Regions from separate parts of the Mus musculus genome. Here region 2 is linked to region 1. The links are chromatin contacts, found by Hi-C or POLR2A ChIA-PET in ENCODE. All regions are on one chromosome and are shown on one strand. Each heading gives the region's core, a stretch centred on a gene start or an enhancer-like site at or near the end of the contact. The rest is flanking DNA. Distances are from core to core; before and after follow the strand shown.

What was found. A loop is a pair of places that touch in the nucleus more often than their neighbours do. ChIA-PET counts read pairs that join two places held with the same protein, here RNA polymerase II (POLR2A).
Region 2: a loop to region 1 is called in a map of T-helper 17 cell, with 4 times the contacts of the local background. The contact joins the enhancer-like site here to the promoter of Zfr2 in region 1. A Hi-C loop is called at or near these places in 1 of 37 maps with a recorded cell type or tissue (T-helper 17 cell). POLR2A ChIA-PET finds 5 or more read pairs at or near these places in 2 of 5 experiments (Patski and embryonic stem cell).

What each region holds. Positions count from the first base shown.
Region 1 is chr10:81,229,522-81,235,688 of GRCm38, reverse strand. It overlaps Zfr2 (zinc finger RNA binding protein 2), which reads right to left and starts at 2,526. Exons shown (of 18, transcript NM_001034895.3): 1 at 2,447-2,526. The coding sequence starts at 2,499. It overlaps Atcay (ataxia, cerebellar, Cayman type), which reads left to right and starts at 4,903. Exons shown (of 13, transcript NM_178662.4): 1 at 4,903-5,197.
Region 2 is chr10:82,774,131-82,780,297 of GRCm38, reverse strand. It overlaps a transcript of Hcfc2 not described here. Among named protein-coding and RNA genes, the nearest start is that of Nfyb, 13 kb to the right of the region's middle. Within about 2 kb of position 2,184, at least 1 of the 3 ENCODE cell types and tissues checked has a DNase peak (open chromatin) inside an H3K27ac peak, as active enhancers do.

The DNA of each region.
Region 1 (6,167 bases), core at 1,277-3,776:
AAGGCTTCTGGGAAGTGTTTCCTGAGGGCCAGCACACAGCTGTGTTCCAGAGGTAGCCAAGGCTGTACCTCAGGCTGGCAGCCGAACTTAGTAAGAGTCATCCAGGTGGTACTGGTTTGGAAAGCATGGAGAGCAGTGGGGCTCGGCACTGTGAGAGGCCAGGAGAGCCACTGGTGAAGAAGATGTGGCCACAGTGGCAGTTGATGGCCCCAGAGTGAAAAGGTCATGCAAAGAAGTTAAGTCTTGGCACCATGAAGGGATCCCATGAGAGGCTATTGGTGAAAGTGCAGCCCAGTTACACAGAGACCACAGTGTTTTGGAGATGCCAGTACCATGGGATGACCACCAAGACCAGCAGCAGCCATGGCAGAGCAGAGCCAGCCAGAATTTAGAAGACAAGCTGTGTGTGCTACCGGGGCCAAGGAGCCCCAGAAGAAGCCCAGATCGCTGGCTCCTGAGTTAGCTACATTGGTGAAATTGCTTTTTGCCTTGCTTCACTTTTGACCTTGTCTTGGTTCGTTCCTCTTGGAACCCACAGTTGAGAGTCTTTGAATTTTTTTTTAAAGAGATTTTGGAGTTTTACAGAGCAGATATTTTAAAAAAGAAACTGAGTTTTTATCCATTTAAAAAGATTTATTATTTTTACTTTTTGTGTGGAGTTTCTTTGCCTGCATGTCTGTCTGTGCACCACATATGTACCTGGTGCCTGCAGAGGCCAGAAGGGGGTGTCAGGTACCCTGGGGCCACAGGTGGTTTTGAGCTGCTGTGCAAGAGTGCCAGGTACCGAACCTGGGTCCTCTGAAATGGCAGCCAGTGCTCTAACCACTGGGCCCTTCTCCAGCTCCGAACTGAGTTTAAACGGTTTGATTTGTAAAGAAGTTTGTAGTATGTTTTGTATTGTGATGTTCACTGACAAGCGATCTTGAGGACTAAAGTCACTGCTAAATAGTCGTACTGCTGTGTCAATTTGACAAAGGTCAGTTGTGCTGAACTTTGATCAACTTGACACAAGCTAAAGTCATCTGAAAGGAGGGAACCCACTGAGAAAATGCCTCCATGAGATCAGGCTGTAGGCAAGCCTGTAGGGTGGTTTCTTAATTAGGGACCAATGTGTGTGGCGCCATCCCTGGGCTCTGGTCCTGGGTTCTATAGGACAGCAGGCTGAGCAAGCCATGGGGAGCAAGCCTGTCAGCAGCGCCCTCCATGGACTCTGCATCAGCTCTGCCTCCAGGTTCCTGCCCTGTGTGAGCTCCTGTCATGGTGATCTGGAAGTGTGAGTCACGCAAATCCTTTCCTCCCAGCTTGCTGTTGACTGGAGCGTTTTCTTTTCTTTTTTTTTTTCTTTTCATCATTTGTATATTTGTGTGTGTTGTGCTACGGCAGTGGACTTGCCTGACTTACAGACCTGGAACTCTGGTCCCCACAGTGACCCTCTCACCAGCTCTTGGCCCGGGTGTGTTATCACTGCAACTGTAACCCTAACCAAGCCACTGAGTGAAGAGGACACTCGTCCCCAGCCGTCAGCCCCCAACTCCTCACACACAGCCAAGCGCCTTCTCTCCACTTGGCACGGACATTATTCATGTGGCCTTTTATTTAGAGACAACATCTCCTTTAGTTCTTCAGCCTGGCCTCATACTCACTGTAGCTCAGGCTAGCCCTGAACTTAGACACACACACACTGCCTCAGCTTCTCTCTTCAAAGATTGGATTGGAAGCCTGTGCCACTTGCCTGTGCTTTACTGACTTCCAAAGACCAGAGGCTCACTTTACCCTGCCTAGCTTAGCCCCCCATCCATTAGACACAGAACCCCAGACCCCATCCTCGTCTGGAGAGCCCCCCATCCATCAGGGACTGAACCCAAATTCATCCCTGTCTAGAGGGTAACCCATCTGTCAGACACCAGAACCCCCAATCCATACTCACCTGGAGGGTCCCCCATTCATCAGGGATTAGAACCCCCAATTCAGGCCCATCTGGAGGGTCCCCCATCCACTAGACATCAGAACCCCAGACTCCATCCCCGTCTCGAGGGTCCTCCATCCATCAGGAACCAGAACTCTGACTCCATCCCTGCCTGGAGGATTCCCCCATACATCAGACACCAAAAACTCCAATTCTATCCATCAGGGGCCAGAACACCCCACCCTATTCCCGCTTGGAAGGTTCCCCAAGGTCTCAGGTCCTCTCTGAGGTCAGTCCCCTCCCCCAACTCTGTCCTCCATCCTCGGTCCCCACCCTACCCATCCAGGTCGGTCCCTCCTAGGCTAGCCCTATCCCCACGGGGTCCCCGCCCCCACCCTGCCTGTCACTCCCCGGACTCCCCGCCCCGCCCTCCCGCGGACCCCAGGGGCCGTCGCCCCGCCTCGGGCCCGCCCCGCTCCCCGTGACTCACGACCGAGTCCCGCGGGGTTGGGGCGCCTCGCCGCCCACGGGGCTCGTTACCTGGACGACGGGTTGGTGCCCTGCGCGAGGCCGGAAGAGCTGCTAGCCGCCATGTCCACGTCCTCCCGGAGCCCACGGGAGTGACGTCAGGGCCTTGCCCCCGACGCACCGCCCCGTGCTCGTTCAAGCCCCGCCCCTGCTCGAACCTGCCATCCCTAGCCCCAGAGAGCCTCAGCCTGTCTCCGCCCACCGGCCAAGCCCCGCCCCCTACGGAGGACGCCTAACTCAGGTGCCTCTATGATGATGAAAGGACATCTTAGGGAAGTCGGTTCTAGACCCGGCCTGCCATCCGCCACGTGGAGTCCCAGGGATCAAGGATCAAACTCCAGTAGTTGGGCTTGGCGGCAAGCCCCATCACCTGCTGATGTACACTGCCACCTTCCTTATCTCTTCTTGGACGCAAGGCAGAGAGCTGGCTGATTCTTGAGAAAGCTTGAGAAATTCCAAGGCTGAGAGAGTGGGTGGGTGGCACGTGACCATCCTTGACCTGAGCATGTGTGGCCTCCAAGGCTTAAGGCTCTAGGTGTGTAGCCCACGTCTTTCTAGAAGGCAGGGGGACTGTGGCAGTTTCTCTTGAGTTACATGTGATCTTTTCCCCTATTATTTATTGCAAGCCCTGTGCCCTTGACTTTTGCCTCTGAGAGTCCAACTTCTGACGTGTTCTAGAAAGGTGCAAACTGATTTATCAGTGCTAAAGGAAACACACAAAATGGAGTAATAGCCCAGAAAATGCAAGGAAACCCAGACACCTATTCCAACATGGATGGATGGCCCTTGAGGACAGCATGTCAGCATGAGTCAGACACAAAAGGACACTCGGACCAGGATCTCACTTCCAGGAGGTTCCTGGAGTCCTCAGACTGACAGACACAGGAAGTAAGATATAAGAAGTAGGGAGGTGATGGGCATAGTGTGGGTAGATGGAAGGTTCTGAAAGTGGGTGGGAGTTATGGCCGCACCGACAGGTGAATGAGCCTCGTGCTCAGTGAGACAGTAGGCACGCATTTCCATGGTGGGAAATGCCTAGAACAAACCTGTTGTCAGGAAGAGAGAGCCTATGTGACCTATACTCACATGTACACTCGTATGAACGTAGGAGATCCGAGAGTACTGACAGTACAGGCAAAGGCCTTGTGGCAGGAAGGAACTTGATGTGCTCACAGGATGTGCAGAAAGAACCTTGGAGATCCACTACTATGTGGGGTCTTATATTAGTTACCAGGAAAGATAAGAAACTGAATGGAGGGGGGTTAAACCCCAAACATTTATTCTCTCACACTTTCAGGGACCAAAGTCTGGGCGATTAGTTCTTTATGGACACTGGGGACATCCTTCTCTGCTCTCTTTTACTTCTGGTAACGTCTGGAAATCAACTGCAGTTCTCAGCTGCTAAATCAAATTGTAGCTTAGTCTCCATTTTCCCCAGGACCCTTGCTTGCCATACTAGGCAGAGCTCTACCCCTGACCACTGGCTGAATTCTACATAGGACATCACCTCTGACCACGCCCCCACCCCTCTTTAAATGTTTGTGTGTGTGTGTGTGTGTGTGTGTGCATGTGCCAGTGCATGTGTCAGTGCACATGCAGAGGGCAGACGTTGACATCAATGGCCCTCCGATTGCTTTTCAGTTAGCCCCAGCCTCCTCCCGCGCTTGCTTCGGGCTGAAACTGCCAGTGCACACCAGCTTCTCTGCCTACCCCCCTCCTCCCTGACAGCTCCACGCACACCTGCTGAACCATCCAGCATGACCCCTCTTCTCACTTCTGAGATGGGGGCTCACCAAGTTGTCCAGGCTGACCTTAGTCCAACCTGGATTTGAACTTGCAACGCGCCTCCCCACCCCCCACCCCCCGGTCTCAGCGCTTCCAGTACTTGAGACCAGGATACAAACTGTCTTTCCATCCCATCCAACTGCAGATGCTGAGCTGCATGCGAGCTGTCCATTTTTCCATCAGCTTCTAGATTTCCTCTGGGCAACTGCAGGGGCGCTGTTCCCACGGTAGCGCAGACCCAATACATCTAAAACAATCAGCCAGGTTCGCTGCATCCCAACATTCTGCCTTGTCCTGGGTGAATGAGGGACCCTTTGACTCACCCTGAAAGGGGGATCTGGAAGCCTCCATTTCTTTGCCCTCAAAGATGGTTTCAAGGGCGTCTCTTCCCCCGTACCAAAGAATCCTGCAGGCTCCCCGCCCCCATCCTGTAAGAGTTAGGCCACGGCTGCTTGTCCGTTTATTTATTTTCTCTTATGGTTTTGCATAAGTAAGATGCACCATCTCAGAGACTTTTTTTTTTTTTTTTTTTTTTTTTTTTGCACCTGCTCTGGGCATGGCTGGGAGAAATGCTTTCGCCTCAGCCAATGGGGAGAGGAGGATGCAGGCAGGGATGCTAGAACTGTCTATCAGGCCTGGGCCCGCCCCCTGCACACAAAAGCAGCTTCCTCCACTATCTGAGGGAAAGACAGAGCCTCAGCCATCAGAAAGGGAAAAGCCAGAGCCGCGGCAGGCCTGGGCTGCGATGGCAGGGGAAACAGTGACTAAAGGGGGACAGGGGTGCTGCTACTAACCCACGGCGCCGCCTTCTACAGTTGGGCCGGACAGGTGTGCTGTGGCCACGTCGCCCTGGGTGACCTTCCTCAGATGTGGACTTGGCCCTGAGCATCCTTCCACCAGGCCCCTCGCCTGGGTACCATCGAGAAATGCCCGCCTTTGTGTCCAAGTGACAGCGCAGAGGCAGCTTCCGCTACCGAGGTGAGTGGGCCTTTTGCAAACTGGAAATTTAAATTGTCATTTGTCCCTTGCTTCTAGCCCAGCTATGGAAAGGTTTATTGGGGAAATGCTGGCGGCACCCCAGCGCGGATGCTGCGCCAGCCAGGAGGGTCGGGGGTGGGGTGAGGGGAATGCAGAACCCAAGGATTAGAGCCCCAGTTCTCGGTGGAGCATCCTGGGGGCGGTAAACCTCCCATCCGGTGTCGAGTGTTTTCTATTTATAACCCTGACTGCGGGCTCGGAGAAATCAGCATTGCATATACATTAAAAAGGGTGGGTATTTTAGCAGCGTGGCCACCGGCATAGACCTATACTGTTTATCCTGGATTTGGGGGGGTTCCTGGTCTCTCGCTGTCACTTGGCATTCATGGACACCCACCACACCCAGGACTTGGAAGTATGTAGATAAGGGGGTCCTTTCCTGGTCACGGTGCTCATGGGGTACCCGTGTCACCTCCCTGCACAGACACAATAGATTTGGTTCAGTGCTTGGGGAGGCTGGCTGCTCACCCCATGTTGGGGACACACTGGGGGACAGATTTTTTTCTCCTCTGCTGTGTCTCGGTCTTCTTCATGAATGGGTGATGACATTCAAGTGGGCCCCGCCTCCTCTGGGCTCCGAATCTCCCAGGCACATCTCAGCTGATGGCCATCATCTACTGGCTGCTGGAGACACACCCCAGCCACCAGCCCTATACCACACTGATCGCTGGGCAGGGCAGTGGCCCTTGTCATCAGATCAGGGAGCTGAGTAGGGGTGACATGGTGGTAAACCCTAACATCCCGGGTCTGGACCCTGGAATTCTGTTGTAAATATGGAAATAAGAAGAAAAACATGATGTAGCAGACATGACCCTGTTGGTGGCAGGGTTTGGTTTGGGGGCGTCCCTAGTTGTGTGTGTGGGGGGGGGTTGCCCTCCCAACACTGGCTGCCAACATGAAGTGCTTCCAT
Region 2 (6,167 bases), core at 935-3,434, 1.5 Mb before region 1:
CACACACACACACACGCGTAAATTAAAGGAAAAAAAAAAGAGCACACGATACCCAATGTCCTAAAATCTACTAAGCCCCACCTCCTAAACCACTTCCTGATAGTCTGATAGTGACACTCTGGGGATCAGCTTTTAATACACAGGCCCCTTAAAAATAGTTTTGATTAGCTATTAATTAATTAATTATTATGTGTGCATACATGAGTGCACGTGTGTATGCTAGTATATGTGTGTATGTATGTATATATGTGTATGCCTGCATGAATTCACGTGTGTGACCATTTGTGTGTATGTATACATGTACATGCATGTGCATTCGTGTGTGTGTGTGTGTGTGTGTGTGCGCGCGCGCGCGAGTGCGCGCGTGCACACGTGCATGCATGCGTGTGTCTGCATGTGGAGGTCAGGATTACTTTCAGGAGATTGCTTTTTCCTTCCTCCATGTTGAAACAGGGTTTGTGTTTCTGTCTCTCTGTGTACTCCAGCTTAGTGGGTTCCAAGTTTCCACAGAATTCTCCTGCCTCCACCTCCAGTCTTACTGTCGGAGTTCTGGGATTACAGATGTGCACCACCACATTCCATTACCCTATGAGTTCTGGGACTTAAACTTAGGTTTGAGTTGTTTTTTGTTTTTTTGTTTTTTTTAACAAAATCTCAGTCATTCAATTTTACCAATGAAGACTCGGGAACCAGATGTGGGGTGGAAGCCTGCTAGCTCGGAGAGGCAGAGAAAGCACCAGTCAGCCTTCTTCCTTAGCCGACATCCCAGAAAGAATGCCTCTCTCTCAAACAAAACAAAACAAAACAAAACAACAACCAAAAACACAAAAAAACTCTTCCCAACTCAATGTCCCTCCCTTCTACTTCCTGTGTGTCTCTTTATCTGTCCTCCTGGTCCCCTCCTACTCTCTATGATTTTTTTCTTAATCTTGGGTTCATTTCCTGTCAGCTCTGCTTGCTCCGCCCCTTGACCTATGGTTGACTTTATTTAATCCTGTTTAAAATACCCACTAAAGGTGTATGCTAAGCCTGAGCCACACCACAACTAAAAACAGGCTTTTCCAGTCAGGAACACAATCTTAGGGTTCACAGTGTGATCAAACACCCTGCAGCAGGTTTGCTCAGCAAGTGTTTTTACCCAGTGAGCCAGCTCCCTCGCTGGACAAATGAACCCTGGAAGGACATTCTAGATGTAAACTATAGTACTTGGCCATCAGTCCCCAAGCCCCGTTCACACCTCCAAATAACTATGGCCAACAACTGGACCACAAGGCCAGGAACCGCCCACAAATCCCTTACCGGATTCCCACCCTCAGCAGCCCTGTGAGATCAAAAGTGTTTCTTTTCTATGGTCTTTTTGACCAGATCTCATATGGCTCAGGCTGCCCTTTGACCTCTCTGAGTAGCTGAGGATAACCGTGAACTTCTGATCTTTTTGCTTCTACATCCCAAGCGCTGGATTGGAGGGTGTGGACAGCTATGCCTCATTTAGGCAATGCTAAGGATTGGCCAGGACTTTGTGCATGGTTAGCAAGTGCTCTATCAACAGCTTCTCCTCCAGAGCCCATAAATGTTTCCTTGTTTTTTGTCTTGTCTTGTTTTGTTTTGCTTGTTTGATTTTTGTTGTTTGGTTGTTGTTGTTGTTGTTGTTTTGTTTTTGTTTTTTCTTTTGGTGTTTGGGTTTGTTTTATTTTATTTTTTATTTTTTTGAGACAGGGTTGTTCTGGAACTTGCTCTGGAGACAAGGCTGGCCTCAAACTCACAGAGACCTACCTGCCTCTGCCTCTACAGTGCTGGGATTAAAGGTATGTGCCACCACTGCCAGGCTTACTTTTCAAGGCACTACATTTAGGGTAACTCTTTGCATAACAATTTATAGTCAATACAGTGAGTATTGGTCTAGGAAACAGAATAGTCAAGTCCCGGAGACTGAAAGTTAGAAAGGGCAGGAAACTGTTAGCCTCTGTGGTCTGAAGGTGCCTGGAGAGCAGAGAGCTCGGGATCCAACAGAAAGAAGCGGCCTGACTGTGGCCTTTGGCAGAGGAAGGTGGCATGCCAGGTGACCGGGAGCCAGGCAAACAAACACCCCATCTCGGTTTCTTCTCACCACCAACCTGGCCAAGTTGCCGCCTCTGCTGACCAAGCACATGATGCAGGGTGGTAGAAGCAGGGCTTGCCGGTGTGAATGTGCTGTAGCGAGTGGGGGAGGGGCAGGGAAGAAACAGGTGATTTCGTTGTTCTGGGCTGTGCCTCTGGGAACGCAAACAGGAGAGAAAAGCAAGGGAGAGCCACAGAGCAGGTCTGGACGGTGGGGCGGCGGGAAACAAGCGGTGCTGCGGCATGAGCTCAATCAGCAGAGTGCCAGGATGTCCTCTGACATCCTGGGAGGGTGGAAGGACTTGGAAGGGCTTTCCCCGTAGTGTGTGACTCCCAAGTTCTTTAGGTTTTAAGCACCGTCCTTGGCCAGAGGTCACAGGCTTCCTTAAAGGGACAGCCAGAGAACAGTTTCTTCTTTGCATCCCAGCTTCTCTGTTGCCACCACAACAGGAAAACATCTTAAACAGTATAGAGCCCATAATGGCTGTACCGCAGCCCAGCTTTATAGACAAAACCCGGCAGTTTGCCAAGGCCTGGTCCAGGATCCTCCGGATTGTCTTTTATTGTTTTGTGTTCACATAGACATTTTCTTTTTCCCAGTGCAGGGGGTCAACTACAGGGGCCTGCCAGGCAAGCACTGTACCATGGAGTTACATCAGATAATTAAAAAAAAAATAATGTGTTTATTTTTATGTGCATTGGTGTTTTGCCTGCATATATGTCTGTGTGAGGGTGCCAGGTCACCTGGAACTGGAGTTATTGATGGTTGTGAGTTGCCATGTGGGTACTGGGAATTGAACCCTGGTCCTCTGGAAGAGCAGCCAAATGCCCTTAAGTGCTGAGCCATCTCTCCAGTCTTCAGATAAGTTTTGCTGTCTCTCTCCTGGGATGGGTCTGTCCCAAGGCCTGGCTTCTGACAGATAAGCAGTTTGACCCTCTTTTAGGGTTCCTGGAAGGAATGAGTCAGCAGATTACACTGTTGGTTCCTATAGAAATCTCAGAATGAATGCTTGAATAGCCAAGGAACGACTAATAAGAGAGATGGAGCCAGGGTTTCTGATTCTAACCGTTTTGACTTCAAGTATTTTCTGGAAAATACATTAAAGGAATGTTTTCCTTTCATGCCAGGAATATATTCTTGCTCTAGTAAACGAAGATTAAGCTTGGATACCAGGCAGACCTGAGTTGAAAACTCTGTCATTAACTAGGCATTGATTTTGCTAGTTTCTTCTCCTGTAACATGAAGCCCTTATTTCATAGGGAACGGCAGCTCTTCTCATTACAAAAGATAACAGAATCCATTCACCCTCAATAGTCCTTTCTCAGTTGCCCACCCAGGACTACTGTTCTCTTGAAAACTATAAGGCCTTTCAGTTTGCTTGTTTGTTTGTTCTTTCCAAATTACAGGTTTTTCAGTTTGGGTTTTAACAATATTTTTTTCAGGCATACATCTCAGAACAGATCCCAAGTGTCGAAAGTGAAGGCATAACTGCTGCAAGGTATGGGTGAGGAGAAAGTGTTTATAGATATGAGACGTGTAGTCAGACATCTTATAAGCAGATGTGAAGGAGGCATTCGGAAGAGCCCAGAACAGGGGGTGCTGTACAATGAACATGGCCAGGGGACTAGACTGGCTCATGAGAGAGGGCTGGGGAGAGAGCAAGAGAGAAAGAAACAGAGAGACAGAGGAGAGGAGGGGGAGACGAGAAACCAAGAACAAGCACAGAGGACCAAGAGAGCAAAAGACAACGCATGGCTGACAGGGCAGGTTTATGTAGGGATGAGAAAATGGGCTGTGGCTGGAGGAGTTTAGGGGAGGGGGCGGGGTAAGAGGAGTTGAGAGAAGCCCAGCTACTGAGTGATGTGTGCTTTGGTATGCTAGGCAGCTTCTGTATTCTTGTGGACTCTGGGTCAGCCTCACATCCTACAGGAGGAAAGGATGAGAGTAAGTACTAAATGCTGGGGAGACCAGAAGGCTTAAAGATTCAGCCTCAGAGCAACAGAGCTCCCTCGCTCTTTCTTTCCCCCACTTCTTCCAGTGGGCAAGTAGTTTCAAAAGATAAGCTGAGACTTCTGGATCCCATCTTGGCTTCCCATTCAAGAGGAAAGAAGGTCTTCTCCTTTGTATTAGATAATAAATTGCATGGCATTTTTGGGGTGTTTGTCTTCCTTGTTTTCTGGTGTGTGTGTGTGTGTGTGTGTGTGAGAGAGAGAGAGAGAGAGAGAGAGAGAGAGAGAGCAAACCCATTGAACTCATCATCCACAGCACTAGATCTAAAAACTCCACGGAGGCTGGAGATACAGCTCAGTTGAGAGAGTGCTGGCCTGCGTGTGTGAAACGGATCGGCTCCTTAGCACTGCACAAACTGCACGTGGTGGCTCAGGCCCGTAGCCCCAGCATCCAGCTGATACAGGCAAAAGGATCGCAAGTTCAGTGTCATCCCTAGCTTCTCGGTGACTTTGAGGCTAGCCTGGACTACCTTTCCCAAGCAAAGCACAAGAAAGATGGAAGAATGGTGTTTGGCCCAGATGCACACTCGGAGCTGATTCCTTTGCTGAGAGAGGTCAGACACTGTGACTGGAAGTGTATGTCAAATTCACCTATAACATGAGTTATGACAACTGTGCTCACTGGGACTTCGAGGTCAGAATGGAGGAAACAAACTGAACAATCACTGGGCTTCTCAAAAGGTTGAGCCGTTAATTTTAGAAGCATCACTGCAATGGGAATACATGGACCATGGTCAACCATGGAAAGATTCAAAGGGATTGAATAGAGAGAGATTTCTTTTTCTTTTCTTTCTGTTTTTTTTTTTTTTTTTTTTTTTTTTTTTGAGACAGGGTTTCTCTGTGTAGCCCTGGCTGTCCTAGAACTCACTCTGTAGACCAGGCTGGCCTCGAACTCAGAAATCCGCCTGCCTCTGCCTCCCAAGTGCTGGGATTAAAGGCGTGTGCCACCATTGCCCGGCCAATTTCTTTTCTTTTTGTGAGCTGCTTTTGGAAGGCAAAAACTCCGTGTTTCTCTGATGAGAGATTGGGAGACAGGGGGATTCTTGGGGTCAGTCTAAGGCTAGAGGCTGGGCCAGGACTTGGATTTGTTTTTAGAGGTCAGGGCAATCAGGTGGCAAAGATGTGAGCAGTAGCCAGGTAGAAGCCAGGAGTGTGTTCTCAAGTGTTGAGGGGAGCTGTCCTAGCCAAGAAAGTGCTATTTTAGGAGGATGCTTAAGGCAGCAGTTATGTTGCTGAGAAGCGGTAGATGTAGAAGAACCTTTATTGCAGTTACATAGACCCAGGGACTCCTTAGAGAGAGGCGCCCTGTGCCACACTCTGGGCTCAAGGGTCAGTCCTACGATGATAACCTTTTACTCTTTCATTTTTTTAAATTTTAATTTAACTTGCTCTATTTTTATTTATTTATTTATTTGAGACATGGCTTCTCTGTGTAGCTTTGGCTGTCCTGGCATTCCCTCTGTAGACCAGGTTGGCCTCGAACTCACAGAGATCACCTGTCTCTGCCTCCCAAGTGCTGAGATTAAAGACTACCACTGCCCAGCGATTTTTTTCTTTTAAATAAACTTAATCAGTGTCACAGCATGGGCATGCTGTGGGGAGGGCCCTAGGGATGGACGGAGCTGCCGGGACAGAGGGCCAGATTTCTGTAGGTGCTTGTTGGAGGGAGAAGTTGGGGGAAAGCAGGGGTCGTTTATTCAATCACACATTCATTTAGTACATTTCATTCGGCTATGAACCACACACTATTCTAGGCACGGAGGGTGGGAAGATGTAGTGATTAAAAAAAGAAAGAAAAGATAGATGCTATCTGACTCAACAAAATTTACAGCTGTACAGTTCCAGCCTGGTGTGGTGGCACGTGCCTATAACCCTGACCTTGGGAAACGGACAAAGTTCAGCATTATCCTGGGCTTCTGAGACCTGCCCCAGCGCTGTTAAACTGTTTCAAAAGCTAAATAAAATAAAATAAAATAAAAAATAAGAGCCAGGCATGGTGGTGGATATCTTTAATCCCAGCACTCAGAGGACTGAGGCAGGTGGATGTCTGTGAGTTGAGG